Linked DNA regions of Mus musculus: all the other regions are linked to region 1. A link is a loop called in an ENCODE intact Hi-C map of the cell type or tissue named here. Cell type or tissue: left cerebral cortex. All regions are shown on one strand. Each heading gives the region's core, and the rest is flanking DNA. Links, peaks and the distances in the headings are about the cores only. Region 1 overlaps Gm29683 (predicted gene, 29683). Region 2 has its middle 31 kb from the start of Gm35271. Region 3 overlaps Gm29683 (predicted gene, 29683).

Region 1 (6,194 bases), core at 531-5,530:
CTACATAAAAGAACTCAGGGACAGAGAAATGGAGTAGCCTGCCCAGAGCTATATGATTAAGAAGTAAGCCAGACTTCAAAGAGGTTAATTTGTATGTGTATGTATCAGCATATATTTAAACTAATCCAAAAATTCCTCAAGAAACAACCTACGAGATGGTTTTATTCATTATTAAAGAACACTTATAGTAGGGTTTTGTTTTGTTTTTCAAAAAGTTTATCCACAGAGCCAAGATGTGGCTCAGTTTCTAAAGCACTCGCTGAGTATACACCAGACCCTGAGGTCAATCCCAGCACCGCATAAACAAGGCAAGATAGCACATGTCTGTCCGCCCAGGAAGTAGGACAGGTCCCAAACCTGAGGTCATCCTCAGAAGGACACATCAAGTTAGAAGTCAACCACTGCTACGTGAGGCACTGTTTCAGAAAGAAGGGAAGAAAGGAAGGGAGAGAGAGAGGAGGGAGGGAGGAGGGGAAGGGAGAAAGGAAGAAAAAGATCATTCTGGATGTAAACCAATGATTTCTAAAGGCTTTGGGGAGAAAAAAGAATGGCCACAAATAGATTCATAGGCTACCTCAATACTTTCTTAGCATGAGTGATTAAATTGCATAGAGTTGTTTACTACAAACAAACAAACCACTGTCCTTCCCATCACTGCACTTGGTCTGCCTTAGTGCTCCTGGCTGCCATGGAGGCCTGGGTAAATATTTCCTTAGCCAGCGTGCCCTGTCTTTCTCTCTGAATACTGCGTCTGTACTTAACATTTGATCATGGCTGTTTTCTCAGCAGAGAGATGCCTTTCCTGGAGTTTTCAAATATTCTGAGTTTTTCTTTTTCATTGAATATCATCTAAGGATAAATAGCAACATCTAGAGATAAAAAGAGTGGCTGAACAAGATATTACTGGCAAAGAAAGGCTACCAGTGAGATCTCCCAAACATGCCCCAAGTGTGATGATAGAAGAAAGGCTCTAGTGGCAGCATTAAAAATAAGGGACATTCAATCAAAGAAATGTTAATTAGAAATGGGAGGATATAAAACTTGGTTAATGTCTTTATCCTTATTTAAACGCATACATCAAGCCCAAAGATAGCTTCTATGAATAATATTCAAAAATGAAGAAGAAACGAAGAAGGAAGTTTTAATGATTGCTATCACCAGTATCTATTATCACTAGATAGATTTTTTTAAAAAAATTGTTTTGCCCCAATAATAACCTAAGAAGTGAAGGAGGGCACTGTATTACCTATATTGACTTATGGGAGGACAATTATTCCCTTGATGTCTTTCTTTAATGTCTACATATCTACATCCTGGAAATTCATGCCATTGGCCATTGTGATAATGGCCAACCCATCCAACCTAGAATACCAAAATAAAGTCTGGGGAGGGAGGTTGGTTAGATACAGGATGCTGCCAAGATGACCTTACAGGCTTCAAGAATCTCTAAAAGACAAATGCAAGACTACCAGGCACACACAGCATCATTACATCACTGGAAACAACACACATTTCAAACTTGTTTTCTCATCCTTTAAAAAACAACAACAACAACAACAACAAAAAACCATTACTAGCCAGAACAACAATAATACAGGAAGAAGTCTCCCATGTTTATCACAGCCAAAACAATTGGCTAAATGCACGTGAGGTAAAACATGTGCTTTTGCTGGGGCTCAGAAAAATAAGTTTCGCCAACAAGCTGCCTTCTTAGAAATCCCTTAAGAGAAGAGAGAGTATTTGCTGGATTCTGCAGTAGGTATTACTAACTTCAGGTTACATTTTTGCTAGACAGCTGAGGTGGTTTACTTTTTTTTTAAGTACACAAATATTTTTGAATGTTTCTTAGGTACACTGAAGAGTTTGTCTTCTGAAGGAAAACAAAAGAAGGAGCCTCTCCTCGTTCATTCGTGGAGTTAAACAATGGTAGTAATTCCAGCAAAAGACCTTATGAACTACATTCCAAAGCCACACAGGAGAAGCGTCTGTGGGGATGGCCCATTCTTTTCTCCCTGCTCCTTCAGCACCCAAGCCTGCTATTGCAAGAGAAAGAAAAAGAGGGGGGGGGGGAGCTGTGTCCTCACCACTTCAACTCTAGTTCAAGAAATACTGACTGGTCCAGCCACAGTCTCAAAATGCATTCTCTGATACCACTTCTGAAAAATGGGGTAAATAAGAGTTGAATGTTTTGTGATTGTTAAGATATTAAAATATTTGGGGGTTTCAGGTAGAGAACGGTTTGTTGCCAGTAGTTGTTCATTGAAATCTCTTACAGGATTCTTTTTTTTTTTTTTTTTTTTTTTTTAGCCTAGTCTGTGATGCAGAACCCGCTGTGCTAAATTATGAACCAAAGGCTTTAGGGTGGGAACAATCAATCAAAATACCTGGGGTAGTGTGTAATGTGCACGCTCTTGTCAGCGTGAACAGGCTGCCCCGGAACACGGTCCCCCAGCAGGTTAAATAAATATGATACTATAGACAAACCGACAGGATCACACGGGCATCAATCAGCTGTTGATAAAATACAATCTTCCTTTAATACACGCTGGGAAAGTTATTTAACGGTTACAAAACCTATATCCATTTCTTGTCTTTTTTTTTTTTAAGTCTTCGTAGAAAGTGTAACTCTTTTATAGGGGCAAGGCGGAAAAAGTTGCAAGATCCTGGTGGGGGTTGGGGGATTGGGGTGCATTTAGTGGCGCCAAAGAAGTGCTGAGGCTCAGCTCTCTGAGGAGGAGGGACAGACTGGCCAAGGGTTCATGACCAGCAGCAAACCACACTTGAAGCAATGCCGGGGATCTGGAATACAGGGTTAGCTTGTTGAAGCAATCTCTGCCTGGGAACCCCTGGAGCGTTTCAATCCTATCTTTATTTCCTCTCCTTTGGGTCCTGATGTTTGGGTACCCGGAGAGCAAATGAGGGAATAGCAGCAGCGCTGCTTTGGATTGATTCCGGGAGCGAAGAGAAACTGGGCAGAAAACAATTTAAAGAGGGAGGGGGTAGATGGAATGGAAACGCGTCCCCAGCTAAACGGGTGGTAAAAGGGAGGTAGCAATTGACTCTGCAGTCAGTGGCGGTGAAATGGGAGGACTCGCGACTCGGCGGCCAGCACGCTGCGCCTCTGAGCCGAGAGTCCTGCCTTAAAAACCATCTTTGCAATAAGAAAGAGTCCCTTTCGCCCCTCTCTACGAGGTAAAAATAGAAGGGGAACCCTTCGCTACCGTCCTGGGCTCCTTTACTCCCCCAACCCCACCCTCCAGGCATCTCCCGATCGGCGGCAGGGCCCGCCGTGTCCACGCTTTGCCCCTGCGGTTTGCTCACCGCCTTGCTTGTCCCCACCGTCCAGGTAGCGTGTGGCAGAGCTCGGAGCTCGGGACACCATCGGCCTTCAGAAGTGGGAAGGCTCAACGGTGACAGCCGATCTCCTAACAAGTGGAGATTAATGTCCCAACTAGAAACTAAGGTCTCCTAAGTGCTGTCGGTACAAAATAAATACTGCGAGCAGGCAGACCCGTCGCCTGCCACTCAATTCTGGATCGTTCTCAGCCGGTAGAAATAACTCGCAGCACAAGGTGTTGATGGCTACGTTTGCCTACGCGCAGTCCTCCCCAGCAGGAACCCCAGATTTCCAAAAGGCCGGGTCTGCCCCTCCGCTGCTGGAAGAACTACTGGATCTCCCGCAGTCTACGCAGCACATTCCCCAGTGGTTTCTGGAAGATTCCCGACTGAGAAAAGGCTGCGCTTGCCGCTCCAAGGCCTAAACTCTGATAATCGACTGCCCGGATGGTTTAGGCTGGGGGCGGAGTGAACCGGCGCCCGTGGGTCAGTTTACGACCCCCGTACTGCTCCGGGCCCCTGTAGGTGATGGCAGCTGTCAGCAAAAAGAGCCTAAGGCGAGTTCTGAGACAGGTCCTGCGGACTAGAGTCGGGTTGGGATAGGGCTTGGGGAAGGTGGGCCATGGATCTAGACCGGAGTGGGAGCCTGACTTTTCAAAGTACCTCTTTCAACCCCAGAACGCTACTTGGAGTTCGTTAACACACGCGCTTGGAATTGTCCCCTCCCCAGGTCCAGGGAGCGGTGACTTGAGGAGGCACCCGAACCACTGCTATCTTTTTGGAAACCTGGCGCTCTCAAGAGCTCTGTGCCCGAAACTGACACCCGCAAGCACTCTCCAGGGGCCTGTTGAGCAGATGGAGTGGCAGGGCCAGGCGGGGCCTGTTGGCGAGACACGGGGACATTTGTCATGGGTGACCCTTGCGCCTCGGCTTCTGAGCCCACGCCGGCGTGGGGAGGCCGGCGCTAATGTAATAAAGCGAGAGCGACAAGAGGAAAGGCCTCTCTCGCCCCGGGGCCGCCACATGCTCACTCCGTTTTACTGTCAGGGCTGGTCGAGGCTGTGGCTTCATTTCATATTCCATTAATATTTACAGCAGCTATTGAATTTCCCATTACAAAGTTCACCATACACAGTGCTAATATGAAATTTTAATAGTATTGTGCACATTATGAAAAGTCCCACCATTAAAAGGGGAGGGGGAAGATCTCAGGGAGAAGTTATCCTGAGAAGTTACTTGCCACTGACTGCTTGAAACGCTCCCTAGTCGAGGGGGTAGGGGGAGCACCGTACTCATTTGCAACTATTATCATAAAGATGCGCAGCGGTGGGCTTGTTATCAATTTTGAAATCAAAAGAGAGGGAGGGAGTGGAATGTAAAAAGCAGGCTGACTAAATTGAGTTTTCCAAGTTGTGTGCGCTGGGCTTTGCCCTCACTCAGAGAAAATGATCCTGTTCTCCTGCCTTGTAGGAAATGAGTGGGAACCTAGCAAGATGCTTTCCAGTTTGGGTCAGGGTCTAGCCGCCCTCGGTCCTCCCCAGTAGTCCCTGGGGCTGTGTGCAGCTGCTAAGAAAAGCCCTACCCGTCCTCTACTTGCCAGCCAGCCCCAAGGTCCTCAAGTTCCCCAAAACTACAGTGCTCCAAGGGTGGTTAAAGAACTGTGAAAATAACCTATTTCTCTGTGTGATGGGCAACTTCTCTGTATTGGTACCCTAGAGCAGTTATTTTTAGGTGCTTCATTTGGCCTGGTGAATGGCTTCCTAATACTCCAACTCAGGGAAAAACCAATAGTTAACTCGGGGTGAAAGGGAGTGGGACACGTGTGGAAATGAGGCTGCACAAGAAAGAAAGTGCTGCAGAAAGTGGGGAATCCAGACACTGGAGCTCCAAGTCAGGATTCTCTCTTCTGTCTCACAAAGGGCTGCTCCCTGGAGCCCAAGGGTCAGAGCCTGTTCCAGCATCCAGCTCTAATTCAAAGCTCACCTTCTGGCACCCAGGGCCAGGTGGCAGAGCATGCCCCTCGGCTTGTCCTCAAAGGCACTTACCTAAGTCCCCACCCCTCTGTTAGGATGATGAGACCCTTTTTCACAGCTGGTATCCGGAGTCACTAGCTCACTGGGATGTGTCCTGTCCGCCTTCCCACGTGAACTCTAAGAGTATTCAACTCCCTAAGGAGACTCATTTCCCCAAATTTCTTTTTTCTACCAGAGTGGGCAGATGAATAGTGAATGAAAATTTCTTTTCTCTCTCTCTCTCTCTCTCTCTCTCTCTCTCTCTCTCTCTCTCTCTCTCTCTCTCTCTCTCACACACACACACACACACACACACACACACACTTGGGGGGGGTGTCAAGATGAACTGGGATTGCTCTGCACCAAGCTCTCTCAGCCTATCCATCCACCCTCGCACTTTCCCCTCTCACACTCTTCCGGGTGTGAATTATGACAACACTCTGAGCTACTTCAGTATCTTAATAGGCTTCTACTTCTGCAAGGAGAGGGCAATTTCTGACTCTTCAGATTACTTTACAGCTAAAGGAAGATGCCAGTGACAGAAGGTAAGGGTGGGTGACAATTCTTCAGGAAGCTCAGCCATTGACCGCCCCCCTCCCATTTAAAAATTATTAGTGCTATCACTATTCCCATATCCTAGTGAGGTTTGTGTGTCTGTGCGCTAAAACCCCTAGATGTGTCACACTTTGTCACATCCTCTGTGTGTGTTTTTAGAGAACATTTGAATGAAAGGCTCGGATGCCAGGTATTGGTGACACAGGGGGTGGAATTTTCAGCCTTCCACAAAGAGTTGGCCGCCTCTATTTGCATAAGGTCAGAGTAGGGCTTGTGATAGAACTTTACCAG
Region 2 (6,194 bases), core at 632-5,631, 110 kb before region 1:
AAGATGTTCAGATAAACTGTTGCCATAGGATACATGTAATTTATCACAATCTATTTGTACCAAATCCATTATGCTTCCAAGCATTGATCTTAGCACTAAGACAGGGCATGTGCCGCTTACGTTATCAGCATTGGGTAAGACTTCATTAGGATCACACTTAAAGTCATTTCAAATGTCTTTTTTATGCCAAAACAATTCCTGTTGACTCATTTCCAATTTCTAATTATATGAATAATTATTTCTGAATCCCACAGTTCTCCTAAGTAGCATCTATTTTAATAACTGCAATTGATACTTCCATCAGTTAATATACTGTCTTGCCTCAGCAAATAATCAAACATCTGCTGGTTGCGTTTGCTGTCACTGAGTAAATGATTTTATTTAAGAGAAATCATGTAAATTAAAGAGGAAGACTGACTATGCAATTTACCATTTTCATTAGCAGAAGCACGACGTCATTTCTCGTAAGAACTTCCACACCTAAAGGAAAGTGGCCTTCCCTCATTCACTTCCTTAATGAGCTTAGGGAATAGAATTTGATTCTGGAAAGATAATATAAAAATAAATTCTATTTGACTATAAATTTTTTTTTGCTATTCTGTTGGTATTTAATTAATGACCAGCACAGATGATCTTTAATGCATCATGCTGTGTGGGTTTTGCTGTAACACGGTATATTAGGCTTCTTTCTAACTATGGCCTTAGAAGTTAATAAATGCTTCCTGTATGTCACTACTAAAGAAGTGGAGTGTATGCTTTTAAAGCTTTGCTTAGACATTTTTTTGGTTTTCTTTGTTTTTGTTCGTTTGGGGGATTTTCTGTTTGTGTGCTTGCTTGCTTGCTTGCTTCCTTGCTTGCTTGCTTGTTTGCTTGCTTATAACCATGTACAAGTCTTTTTGGTTTTTTGTTTGTTTGTTTGTTTGTTTGTTTGTTTATTGTTTGGGGTTGTGTTTTTGGTCTTGGTACCTCCGAATAGACACAGATGGCATCCATTGAATGAAAAAAAAAAGGAAGGCTCCCTGCTCATTGCAACTCCCAATGCTCTCAGTGATCTCCTGTAATTGATGAGAGCATTTCTTCCTTGTTTCTGTCTGACAGATGTCAAACAGAAGCTGCTGACCTAGTGGGGCCATAATATACTTGTTCATGTCCTTACCTGTTCTCACAGAACAAGCTAGAAAAGAAACCTGTCTGCCTGGATATGTGATTAGTGCTTAGCTTGGACTTGACAATAGCTCAGGATGATGTATTAAAGTGATAAGGAATGAAAACAACCAATGATAATAAAAGTTCCAAACCAAAATGCTAACAGGTAGCAAGGTCATGCACACAAAGAGGGCACAGAAAAATAGGAGAAGCATTATTTTAACCAGTATAGTAAATGATACTGCTTTAGGAATACACAGTTCCATTAAAAAATGGGGGTCGGGGGAAAGCACGTTAAAGATTTCTAATGAAAAAAAAAAAGTAGTTTTCTCAGAAAAAGACAAAATCAAGTTCACATCCTTAATACAGAAATGACTCCTGGAGCTGAGTGACACTTGTTGCAAAGACTGTCTTTGGGCAGTTTCTCACACACTAAACTACAAATCTGTATCCTTGTAGGGAGAGTTGTAGAAGTTCAGGCTCACCTAAATGACTGTGGCCCTGCTTTACACTGGTTCAGGATGTCCAAAAATCGAAGCCCTTTAGAGTACCTTGTTCAAAAGGAACAAAGGGAAGAAGAGTGCCATAAAAGGAGAGACATTTTATCATCTTTGATTTAATTCCTTTGAAGTTCTTCCTTCAACTAAAAATAGAAATTACCCTCCTCGCTGTTTTCGTCAAGATCCCTTAATTTATTCCATTGTAATTTTTCCAAATAATCACACGTTTTTGAAGGATAGAGGAAAAATTATGTAACAGAAATGTTTGCCATTTTAGAATTATTCGGGGAAGAAAGGCTGAATTTAGTAGCATGTGTGGCTTCCAAAAGAGACAGTGAGAAACTGAAAGGTGACGTGTTACCTGGTTTGTCTATTGCTAAACTTGAGAAAACCTCCAGAACGCACACCATTCTCTCTGCAATCGATCATAACTGAACCTCAAATGTATGGTCCTCTTTAGAATGTACAGCCTTTATTTTGCCTAGGATCAAACTCCAAATCTGCACCTCATTTTCCTTAATCATATATGCACATTCGGGGCGGCAGAATCTATGTGGAGAAGAAACCTCTCTTTGCAAAGTGAGCCCTCTCCACCACAGCCAACTGCATTAGCTTTCGGCTTGGATGAGATTAAATATTGTTTTTCTTAAATCGATTTTATGTGTCCCTGCTGTTTTTCCTGTGTCCTTCGCTTTGTACTCTGGTTATGTTACCCTTGGCTCAGAGGAAGTCCACCGCTGGAATATTAGAACATGGAAAAAAAAAAAACCTCCATCATTGTCCCAATGTAATAGATATTGTTTTAGAATGTTTGTCCTTGGGTTTAAAATAAAAGATATGCTAATAAGTGCCCTATTCAACATTTTACTCTCCTACACTAAGAAGCTTGTTTTCATTTGATGCAAACTATTAATGCTAAAACAAAAATTGTTTTGAATTCATTTATAAGGGATACGCACCTACTTCTTTAGTTAAAACCAGTGATCCATTAAGGCTTCTCTCGCTTTTTTCCAAGCTCCGAGCATACTGACTATTTAAGTATGAAAGGGCGTGAAGGTGGGGGGTAGGTTTAGCTAAATAAAAGATTGCTTGATATCTTGGGGTTCTTTGAAGAGTTTTATAGGCTTAGAGTTCACAGTTTGAATGAAGGACATTTTTAAAACTTTTCTATATGGAAGTTTGTTAACCTGCATTTCAATTATTGAATAATTAATTAATTATACTAATTGTCACAGTGAAAAAATTACATGATGAGCAACTGGAGCTGCAGTCATGAATTGAAGTTTATGGATGTAATGTGGAAATAAGTAAAATTGTCTCCGGGTCTCAGCAGTTTATAATCTGGAGCATACAGTGTTTGCTTTATATGCAGACTCTTAGATATTCTGGAATGTTTGCTTTGTAGTTTATAAAACTGGTATTTGAATGCTAAATCTGTTTAATTATTTTATGAAACAACAATAACAAAAAACAAAAATGAGTTATTTATCATTTGTGCCGTTTTGGCTTTAAAAATTTGCTCATATTGACAAACAAGGCAAATAAAGTCATTGTACATGAAATACATTCTTGTAGAAAAATAATTATGTCTATATACTTAGAAACCTAAGTTCCAAAACAAGGAAGGATATGTATTTCAAAGTATGAAAGTTCATCTTTTGGAAATTTTGTTTTTAAAAAATATATTTAAAACAACACACACTTCAAATTCTCTACACTGAGAGAAGAAAATTCACTTTCATTAAATGTTTACTGCTAGACAAAACAAAAACAAAACAAAACAGAAACTCTTGCACTTTATTTATCTTGAAATGCTTAAATGAGCCTTGGAACACAAAAACAACTAAACTAAACTAAGTCTCGCAGACTTGTATGAAATACTTCTCCTGACAAGAATAAACAGAATCAAACCGAGTACACATGGGCCAATATTGACACAGACCACTGAGAAAGCGAGAATGCTCGATCAATCTGCTCAGCCTTCTCCTGCCTAGCAAAATTCTCGGCTACAGTATTGGTTTCTAAGAGTAAACAAGATTAAGACACCGAACTTTTTCCTGCCTTATTTATTACCCAGGACATTAATAGAATTTTAAAACAATCACTCCTTTGCGAAATGCCTTGAAATTTTTATTATTGTCAATGGGTAGTTTGTCTGTATCAATGGTGTGAAGTATAGAAATAGGTGAAACAAATAAAATTGAGTGAATTAATAAGTTACTCAAAATGTTGGCTTTTTTTTAACTGAGTGGATCCGAACAGTCTTAGATTACTTTTGCTATATTTTGTAATTTATCATGGGCCATAGGAACTGAAGTTTCATCATAATTTTCTGAAGCAGAGCACATTGTGTAATCACAAATTTTATAAAATATTGAATTATAAAATCAAAATGGATATTGCCTTTCAAAAATAACTTTTACATAGAGAAAATTAAAGTAATTTCTAAAAGAGTATAAATTGTCTTCCTAAAATATTACACATTACCTCCCCATTCTTATATATATTACAGTTAAATCTTATTACAAATGAATTATGATTACAGAGGCTTTTTATAAACTATAATAGAAAAGTACATAATTGTCTTTTAAATCTCTATTTCGATAGTCTCTGAAAAAATGTGAGCTTGCAGTATAGCTTGTAACCAAATGGAAGCATGTTTAAATGGGGGTTAAAATCAGCATTATCTAAAAATCAAAACTTATTCAAAATTACACTTTCAAGAAGAAAATATAACTATATTAAGACAAATAAGCATTGTTTGTTTTTTCAAACTACAATAGTTTACTCGATGCTACCAAAACAATTATTAAAGTCTTCTCACTTGCTGTGATTAAATCAATTTTGATAAAATTGCTCAACTGACAAGATCTTAGACTTTTAAAATTATGAAACACAATATTGCACATTCTACTTTGGCTTTTTTGTTATACAACTTTGTGAAAAATACTTAAAGTTTAAACAAATATTAGTGCAAATTTACTTAACATTAAATTTATTAAATGATTATTTGAAAATAGCAATACAAAGAACAAAGACAAGTTTTGTTTCGTCTTGAAATTCCAGAAATGGGGGGTTGGGGGTGGTGAAGGGTCTGATTGTTTTTACTGAAATGTTTTAAGAATCATTTCAAATTTAATAAAATTAAAACCTTCATTGAAAAACTTGAAAAAGTAGGACAGTATCTTTTCACTATTGAACTTTTTTGTTCAGTGGGAAGCTGTGAAAACATTTATTTATGGAGTACATTTCAACATAGAAATGAACTCCTCAGATTTTAGATTTGAGGAACATATATATTTTTTAAATACTATTGGTACAGTTAGCCTTTTTACTCGATTTATTTAGATTCAAATAATATTCTCTGTACCTAATATGTCTTTGTCTTTTAAAAATTGCTCAGTGTTTAATAAGATTCCACTCTTTTTTTTTTAAGTTATTTTTACTCCTCCGGGACCTGGGCTTCATTGCTGTTGATTTAGAAACCATCTGAAGGCTTTCTGCAGGATAGCTAGTGCTTGTACCGAATGAAATTGTGGACCAGTTTTCTGTTTTCAGTGACCAGAAAAGTAGGATGCTCACTTGCTTCTTTTCAAATTGCAATTCATAGTGCTTTATTTCAATGTTTTCCCCTATATATCTACCTGTCATACTGCTGTTTGAAGCCACTAAAGAAATCCTTCTTTCTGGATGATGATTCATGAAAAATTTCAGATTTGTCAAAAGATAACATCAATTTGTACAATAAATTGGCTTGTATACTTGTTCAAGATTGACTTACCCACACATTCTTAAAATAATAAATGCTTTTTCTGAAGTTGATTTTTTAATGCTAGAAGCTCCTCATTAAAAACTGACTTGAGTTACTTAGCTAGGATGAGATTGCATAATAAGGAAAGAGAAAAATTTTAGAACAAAAAAATAGAATACTGTCTTCCAAAAATAAAATAAGGCAATTATATCTATAAAGAGCTTCCTGGAGTTTTTTTTTTCCCCCTTAGGACAACAAATTCCTTGGGTTATGCTATAGTTATTTTAAAAAATCATTTACTAACATGTTGTTAAGCTGCTTGATGATTTAACCTTTACTAGTAAAGGAGTAAAAATATTTTACATCTCTACAAAGCAAGAGAAAGGAGATAAAATAGCAAGCCTTTCCAGACACTTGGAAGAGCTGGAGTTAAATGACCCTATTGTCTTGCATCTTCTCCGCCAGCACATGATGAATAGATAAATTCACATAGCACAAATCTGAATGGGACATATACTGGAACTGGATGCCTTCCAGATTAACTTAGTTTACTTATTAAAGTCCATTAAATGTAGAAAAAATTTGGGTGTTTTCATAGTACTGACTTGAGAATTATCTATTTTTTTATCTATTTTTTTATGAGCCCACTTTGTTAGACAGGGCCATATGATCAGAATGTAGGATTCAAACTAAAACCTAAAAAGCAACTGTTCTCATCAGCAAACACTCTTAATAGGAATTGTGAAAGTATTTTATTATTCCTAATTTAATTAAGATGCCTTGGACAGTTAACCAAG
Region 3 (6,194 bases), core at 668-5,667, 54 kb after region 1:
GGCTTGAGAAGGAAACACTTTGGGACGAGTTTTGAAAGTCTTCCGATACTGCACCGGGTGAAGGGGGAGTTAATTAACGCCAGGCATGCTCAGCGAGTGGGAGAGGGGGCCTCGGCGTGGGTGGGCGGGCCAGGTCGACTGCAGAGGTGCGCGCAGTGCGGGAGGCGCGGGATCTGGAGGCCCGAACTTGCGGGCCTTTGCTGGCAGGAGGTGATCGGAGGTGGCTCGGGCAGGGAGCGCGGAGATGCCCCCAAGGAGTCCCCCCGTTAATCCTGGGGAATTCTGATCTCCCACCTACTGGGCCCCCACTCCCAACCCACCGTGTGCTACAGAACTCTCATTCTTTTCGGCCGGAGCTAATTAGCAGCCTGCCAGCGGCCTGATTTATGGAAACGCTCGGGCGGGCGGAGACGCACCGCTAGCGGAGCTCTGGCTGCCTCCGGGCGGAGCGAAGGAGGAGTCTCCACCGACCTCCTCCGACGAATTTCCCTCCTCCCTGCCAGGGGGAAAAAAAGAAGAAGAAGAAGTTGCTGTTTCATCGCTTCGACCTGGCTGGTCCAGGAGCCTACCCCCTCGCCCTAACCACCTTAACCTAGGACGCGGGGATGTTTAGGTTCCTGTGGGCAAGGCAGGGACTGTGGCCCAGTAGCAGCATCCCGCAAGTGTTGAGGCCACCAGGTTCCAGCTCCGGCTAGAATCGGAGCCTTCCAGCCCTGGGATCTCAGCTCAAGGTCCCCAGTGAAGGGACGTCGGATCTAAAGGCTCTTAGGGAGCCGCAGTAGGACCAAATCAGATCTCTAGGCAGGAAGGAGAGATGGGCGACTGCAAAGGGACAGACTCAGATGTCTTTGTCTGGATCCTAGAGGCCGCCGCCGGCCGTGTTCCTTTCCACTTTCTAGTTATTTTCTTTTTGGTGTTCTCCAGTGAGGTCCTCTCTTCGGTTCAAGCGAGTGTCCAGCGAAAGGCCATTCATTATTAGAAGCATTTAGCCAGGCGTTTATCCAAAGAAACAGTGCAAACCTGATGTTTGCCTTCCTGGGTTGTTGTGGGTGACCCAGGAGGAAGGGGGAAGTAGATCCCCCCCTTTACCCCGCGGACCCCAGTAGCGAGGGTGGAAGGAGGGGCCGGTGAAGGACAGAGGAATCTCAGCATGGACCTGTTGCTGGCGCTTAAGCAGCCCTTCTGCTCCTCAGAAAAGCACTGTTTGCCAGTGTTTCTCCAAGATGCACCAGAGGGACGCGACCGTGAGAGCATCTGTGCCTGCTAGAAGCATTTGGAAGGGACAAAACAGGCAGACCCAGAGGCCAGAGGCTTAGGCAGCCTCTCTGGCTCAGGGTTGAACTGGAAACTGGGCAGCGCAGGTGTGAAAAGTGGTAGGGGCAGAAGTCTCTGGCAAGATTGCCCGGTTCCTTAAGCTCGTTTCTCTCTCAAACCCTATCCCAGCACTCCAGGCCTTTCTGTGACTGAAAAGGAAGTGGTTGAGAACTGATTGTCTCTACAAGCTCAGTGTAAACTTTAAAATACCACCCCGTTCTGCCCTTTTCAGAAGTCGTTTTTTGATCTTCTGGCTGGTACAAGAGCAGCGCCAGCAACCTTCACCTCAAACCTGCAGACACCTGTCATTTCCTACCTATAGGGCTCGGATCCTCTCTCCTTGTGGAGACCAGTCTGTGTCATAGAGAGCATGAAGCTTCCTCTTGGGCCGAGAAAATTGAGAGAGAGAGAGAGAGAGAGAGAGAGAGAGAGAGAGAACGGGGGTGGGGGAGTATTTTCAAAAGGTAACATTCATGGAGTCTTCCAAACCCCTGACAGACTGTGAAACAGAGCCTGCTCTCCCTCTATAATGTGACATTCAGAACTTTGAGTGACTATAGCCTCCCCGAATTCCTAAGGCCTGTCATCTGCCTGGCCTGGACACACTACCTTAAGCCAAATCTATCACTAGTATGGGAATTCAAGTGGAAACCAGCAGGCTCACCAGCATGTCCCCCTTTGGCTCTTTGTGGGCCTTGATCCTCCCCTCGTTCCTTGCCATTCCCCAGACCAAAGCTTCACCGCTGCTTCACGTTGCTGACAGGCCAACTGCAGCCCAGTGAATGCAGCCCGTTAGGTGGCCAAATAACACCCCCCCCCCGTTTGTCTTTCTCAACGCTGATTTATAGCAATCGACAGGGTAAAGGCTCCTCTGACATCATTATTTTTAAAAGATGTCTATTTCTCATCCGTCACCTTTCATCACTTAGCACAAATAAATACTTAAATGAATTGGAAGAGACTTTCAGATCATGTTTATAATTCTTGGTTGTCCGTTAACATTCCTAATGACCTGGTCCTCTGAGTTTCTCTAGAGTCCTAAGTTGGGTTCAAAATCCTGCTGTTTCTGCTTTAAAACTTCGACGAAAGTGGGTGAAGTGGGGGCTAAAAGAGACACACAGTTAAGCTGCAAGTTTGCAACACTGTGAGGAGGAAAAAAGTTTCCTGGCAGCCTGAAGGTACAGGCCACTGGGGAAGGAGAACATCGCATGGTTCAGGGGACCCACTAGACCCGGAAGCTGAAAAGAGGCCCTCAGAGCATGGGCACAAATTTTGCACGACTGTTGGTCCTCGGAGCCACACTGCAAAACCACAGTGACATCTCCATTATACAGGAGTGCTGCGCAGAGGGACTACCGCCACTATTACTTCTATCATCATTTCCAAAGAGGTCTAAGGGGCATTTCCTCTCCTGCGTCTTTATTAGCCTTTATGAGCCTGAGACTCGGGAAATGTAGAAGCGAGGTGAAAACGAAATCGCATGGATTGAAATCCATGCAATAAATCAAAATTGTTTCTTCACTTTTTTGCTGCCATTTATTTGGTCTCTCTCTCTCTCTCTCTCTCTCTCTCTCTCTCTCTCTCTCTCTCTCTCCCTCCCTCCCTCCCTCCCTCCCTCCCTCCCTCCCTCGTCACCAATGGGTTGCAAAAACTAACGAAATAAGGGAATGAAAGAAAATGTACAGAAAAGAAAACAGAAGAGAAGAAATGGCAGTAAAGAAAAAAAGAGAAAAAAGATCCAGTTTGGAAAACAAAATGAAAGCCATGGGATGCACGAATACACCCCCCCCCCACACACACACACACCCTTCTTCTTATTCCTCATCCTCCTCTTATTTCTTGTTTCTTCTTTTTTGGATGGGGTGGGGTGGGGGTGAGAGGGTGGGAGACTAAGTCGATAGAGCCCAGTGGATGGGGAGAAACCTCCTCCGTGAATTTTAACCAGCCCACCGCAGATAGGGAAATAGGGAGGATGGCTCCGGCCGAGCTCTCTCTACAGCATTCTAGAACCGCTCCGGACCCATCAAGAGTTGGAACTTTAGAGATTCCAGGAAGATTCAACACAGAGCCTGCCCGGGCCTTGGCTGGTCTGCCCTCCCTGCAGCCACCCTCTCCCCTCCCCCCCCCTTCACCCCCAGAAGCGGCTTCGGGTCTTCTCTTACTCATGTAGGCCACTAGGCCTGAGAGAGTCTGAGTACCCCTGGACTCTGCACAGAACGTTTAGGAACTCTGCGTTTACATCGCTCCTGGACTTTACTGCCTTCCAGAGCAAACTCTACGAAGCTGGTGCTCAGCTGCGGAAACCCGGGCGCAGTGCAGTGCCCTGGAGCGCCACCTCGCTTCGGAAACTGGAATAACGCGACCAAGCCTCCAAATCTCCTGCAGCCTAACTCGTTCTTTTTCCTTATTAAAATCTCCAAAGAAGCCGAAACACACAGGCCTCTTTCCCCACTGGTGCAAAAGAACACCATCATCTGTGACCCACAATTCTCAAAGGAGATGCGCAAAGGAAAAAAAAACACAGAAGCATACGTTCACAGCTCAACGGTCGTCACCTAAGCTGCATTCAGAGAAAAGATAAAATGAATGAGACACATAGTCAGGAGGCCACCAGTTCAGGCTGCGGTGTGTTTAAGTCATTCTGCCGTGGCCCATGCCTTCCATGAAGCGGGGCCTATGAAGCTATAACCTCCCAGTTATGATTTCCACAGAAATCCATTCCTTCTGACCGCTGGGGTTTCACCGAGGCTTTGCCAGGACTGTGGCTGGCCTATTGGAGCCTGGTTCCTCTCCATTTTCAGACATAATCAGAAAACGCAATCCTCAGCACGTCTGCCTTTCGACCAATGAAAGTAACAATGGCCAGGAATTATGAATTACACATTCTTTTCCTCCAATGTGCAACTGACTATTTGCCCTTGTTTCAACCAGTTGGTCAGTTAAGGTGTTTATCTTCCTTTAAATATATCCACTGGACTAGACTATAAAATACACAGAAAATTAACTCACTGCTATGCTATGGTGAATCTTTGTTTCATTTTCTTTTCACCCCAAAGCCAAGTGTAATAAGAAACAACACCCTTTCCATGCTGAAAATAAATTTTGAATGTAGAGTGCCTTGCTTTTGGGCCAGCGAAGAACTGTGTGGTTTATCTGTTTTGAAAGCGACATGGAACTTCCATCTAATGTAGTTTTTACTTATGTGTTTGACCTCTCTCTAAGTGTCTCTCTCTCTCTCTCTAAGTCTCTCTTTCTCTAAGTCTCTCTCTAACTCTCTCTCTCTCTCTCTCTCTCTCTCTCTCTCTCTCTCTCTCTCTCTCTCTTGTGTGTGTTTAGGGTGTTCAACTAGATTCCATGGGTAAAATGATGGCCAGCCTGAGAACTGTGGGTGAAGGGAGAGATGGTGGTGGTATCTAAGCCCCCTTTATTTTCTACCTGAGCAAGCCAAAGTTAGCCTCTTAGGAAAAATTCTGTGCTCCTTGGGGTTGGTAGGGTAGTCTCTGGGCAGCCTGGGCAAGAGGCGGTGTGAGTTCTCTGCCTCTCTACAACCTGTGCTCCATGCACGGCAGATTAGAAGGCTCTCAGTGCTCCCGCTCAGAAATTATAGGGCTGCACCAGGAAAATAGCCAGTTTAGTTTTCTGGCTGGCTTGTCCCTTTTCTACTAAGTTAAAACAGGTTCCTGAGAGATCATACTAGAGAGAGATATCTCACATTCCTAGCAGGATTTAAGGGGCATCTTTCCAGGGGGCAGCTGTAGAGGCATGACCAGGTTCTTGGGAGTTCCTAGGCTTTGAGGTGAGAATGCTAACTTGTGGAGAAGATGGTTGCTGATAGATCTAGGAGCTAAGAGGCAATTCCTGAGAGGGCCCTAGCATCCACTGAGCAGTGGCAATAAGGTGCAGAGACAAAAACAGACGGAAGAAAGTTCACAAGAACCTCAAGCCCCAAAGCTTCAATTTGAAGGAGGTTCTGAGTCCTAAATTGGAAACTTTTACTCTTCTCTCTTTCCCTCTTTCCGGTCCTCTCCATTTCTTTCTCTTCCACACGGCTCGTCTCAATTCATATTTTCTGAGAGCAGCCACCCCCACTCCCACCCCACCCCCACATACAGGCATACGCACACAAAATAAAGCCCGAGGATTAAAAAATGATCTTCTTGCTATTACACTTCCTACCGCAAGATGCGGTGCAAGAGTTAGTGTAACAGCTACTGAACACAATGCTTCCCCCACGCAAGCCATGCATGCAGAGGGTGTTGCTAATGACTCCTGAATTAGTGTGAGCCTGCGCGCCTGGAAGACGGAGGAGAGAAGAGAAGGAGAGAAGAGAAGAGACAGAACTACCGAGGAGAGGGACACTGTTCCTTAGAGAACTGGTGTGGGGGCCAATCACTATTTAATCAAGTCTAATAATCTCATCAGTATATCAGATTTCAAGCTTCTCTCTCCTTGAAAGTGTGATCTAGAGAGAGTCGAGTATCCTTTTAACCACCACTTTTTGGGGGCATATTAATAACAATTATGTTTACAGTTATATGAAAAAACTCTCCTTTGGGAGGGATCAAACATTAGAAATCGTTTAGTACTAGATTCAAGGCTACTCCAGGACTCAGGCCTGTTGAAGGCTGTGGGGGCCTGTGGTCATCAGCTACCCAAGTGCCTATATGCAAGGCAGTGAGGCCAAAGAAACTCAAGGCTCGATGCTCTATTAGGGCACACAAATGGACAAACGCCTGTGAAGTAGTTGGGGGGACCCAGGATGACCCATTCAGGATCTGGAGCAGCCGGCAGGTGCACTAGCCAGCGGTCCCTGCCCGGCCTGCGATAGATTTGCCGAATTGTCCCTTCGGGCTCGGAACTCCCCTGTGCCCTCCCTTGGG

Evidence for each region. A loop is a pair of places that touch in the nucleus more often than their neighbours do. Peaks named below come from ENCODE experiments on the same cell type or tissue, not always from the same donor. Only the 100,000 strongest peaks of a DNase experiment are listed, where the experiment ranks them.
Region 2: it touches region 1 in a loop (4-fold over the local background); 5 of 42 quality-filtered maps call a loop at or near these places.
Region 3: it touches region 1 in a loop (2.7-fold over the local background); 15 of 42 quality-filtered maps call a loop at or near these places.

What each region holds. Positions count from the first base shown.
Region 1 is chr7:70,277,326-70,283,519 of GRCm38, forward strand. The region is part of intron 1 of Gm29683 (predicted gene, 29683); the gene reads right to left. Among named protein-coding and RNA genes, the nearest start is that of Gm29683, 57 kb to the right of the region's middle. In left cerebral cortex, for the core only: no CTCF peak of the experiment used is centred there; DNase peaks (open chromatin) are centred at 3,140, 3,361, 3,552, 3,590 and 2 more places.
Region 2 is chr7:70,169,045-70,175,238 of GRCm38, forward strand. No RefSeq gene overlaps it. Among named protein-coding and RNA genes, the nearest start is that of Gm35271, 31 kb to the right of the region's middle. In left cerebral cortex, for the core only: no CTCF peak of the experiment used is centred there; no DNase peak of the experiment used is centred there.
Region 3 is chr7:70,331,469-70,337,662 of GRCm38, forward strand. The region is part of intron 1 of Gm29683 (predicted gene, 29683); the gene reads right to left. Among named protein-coding and RNA genes, the nearest start is that of Gm29683, 3.3 kb to the right of the region's middle. In left cerebral cortex, for the core only: a CTCF peak has its summit at 3,659; a DNase peak (open chromatin) is centred at 3,647; H3K4me3 peaks cover 130 bases.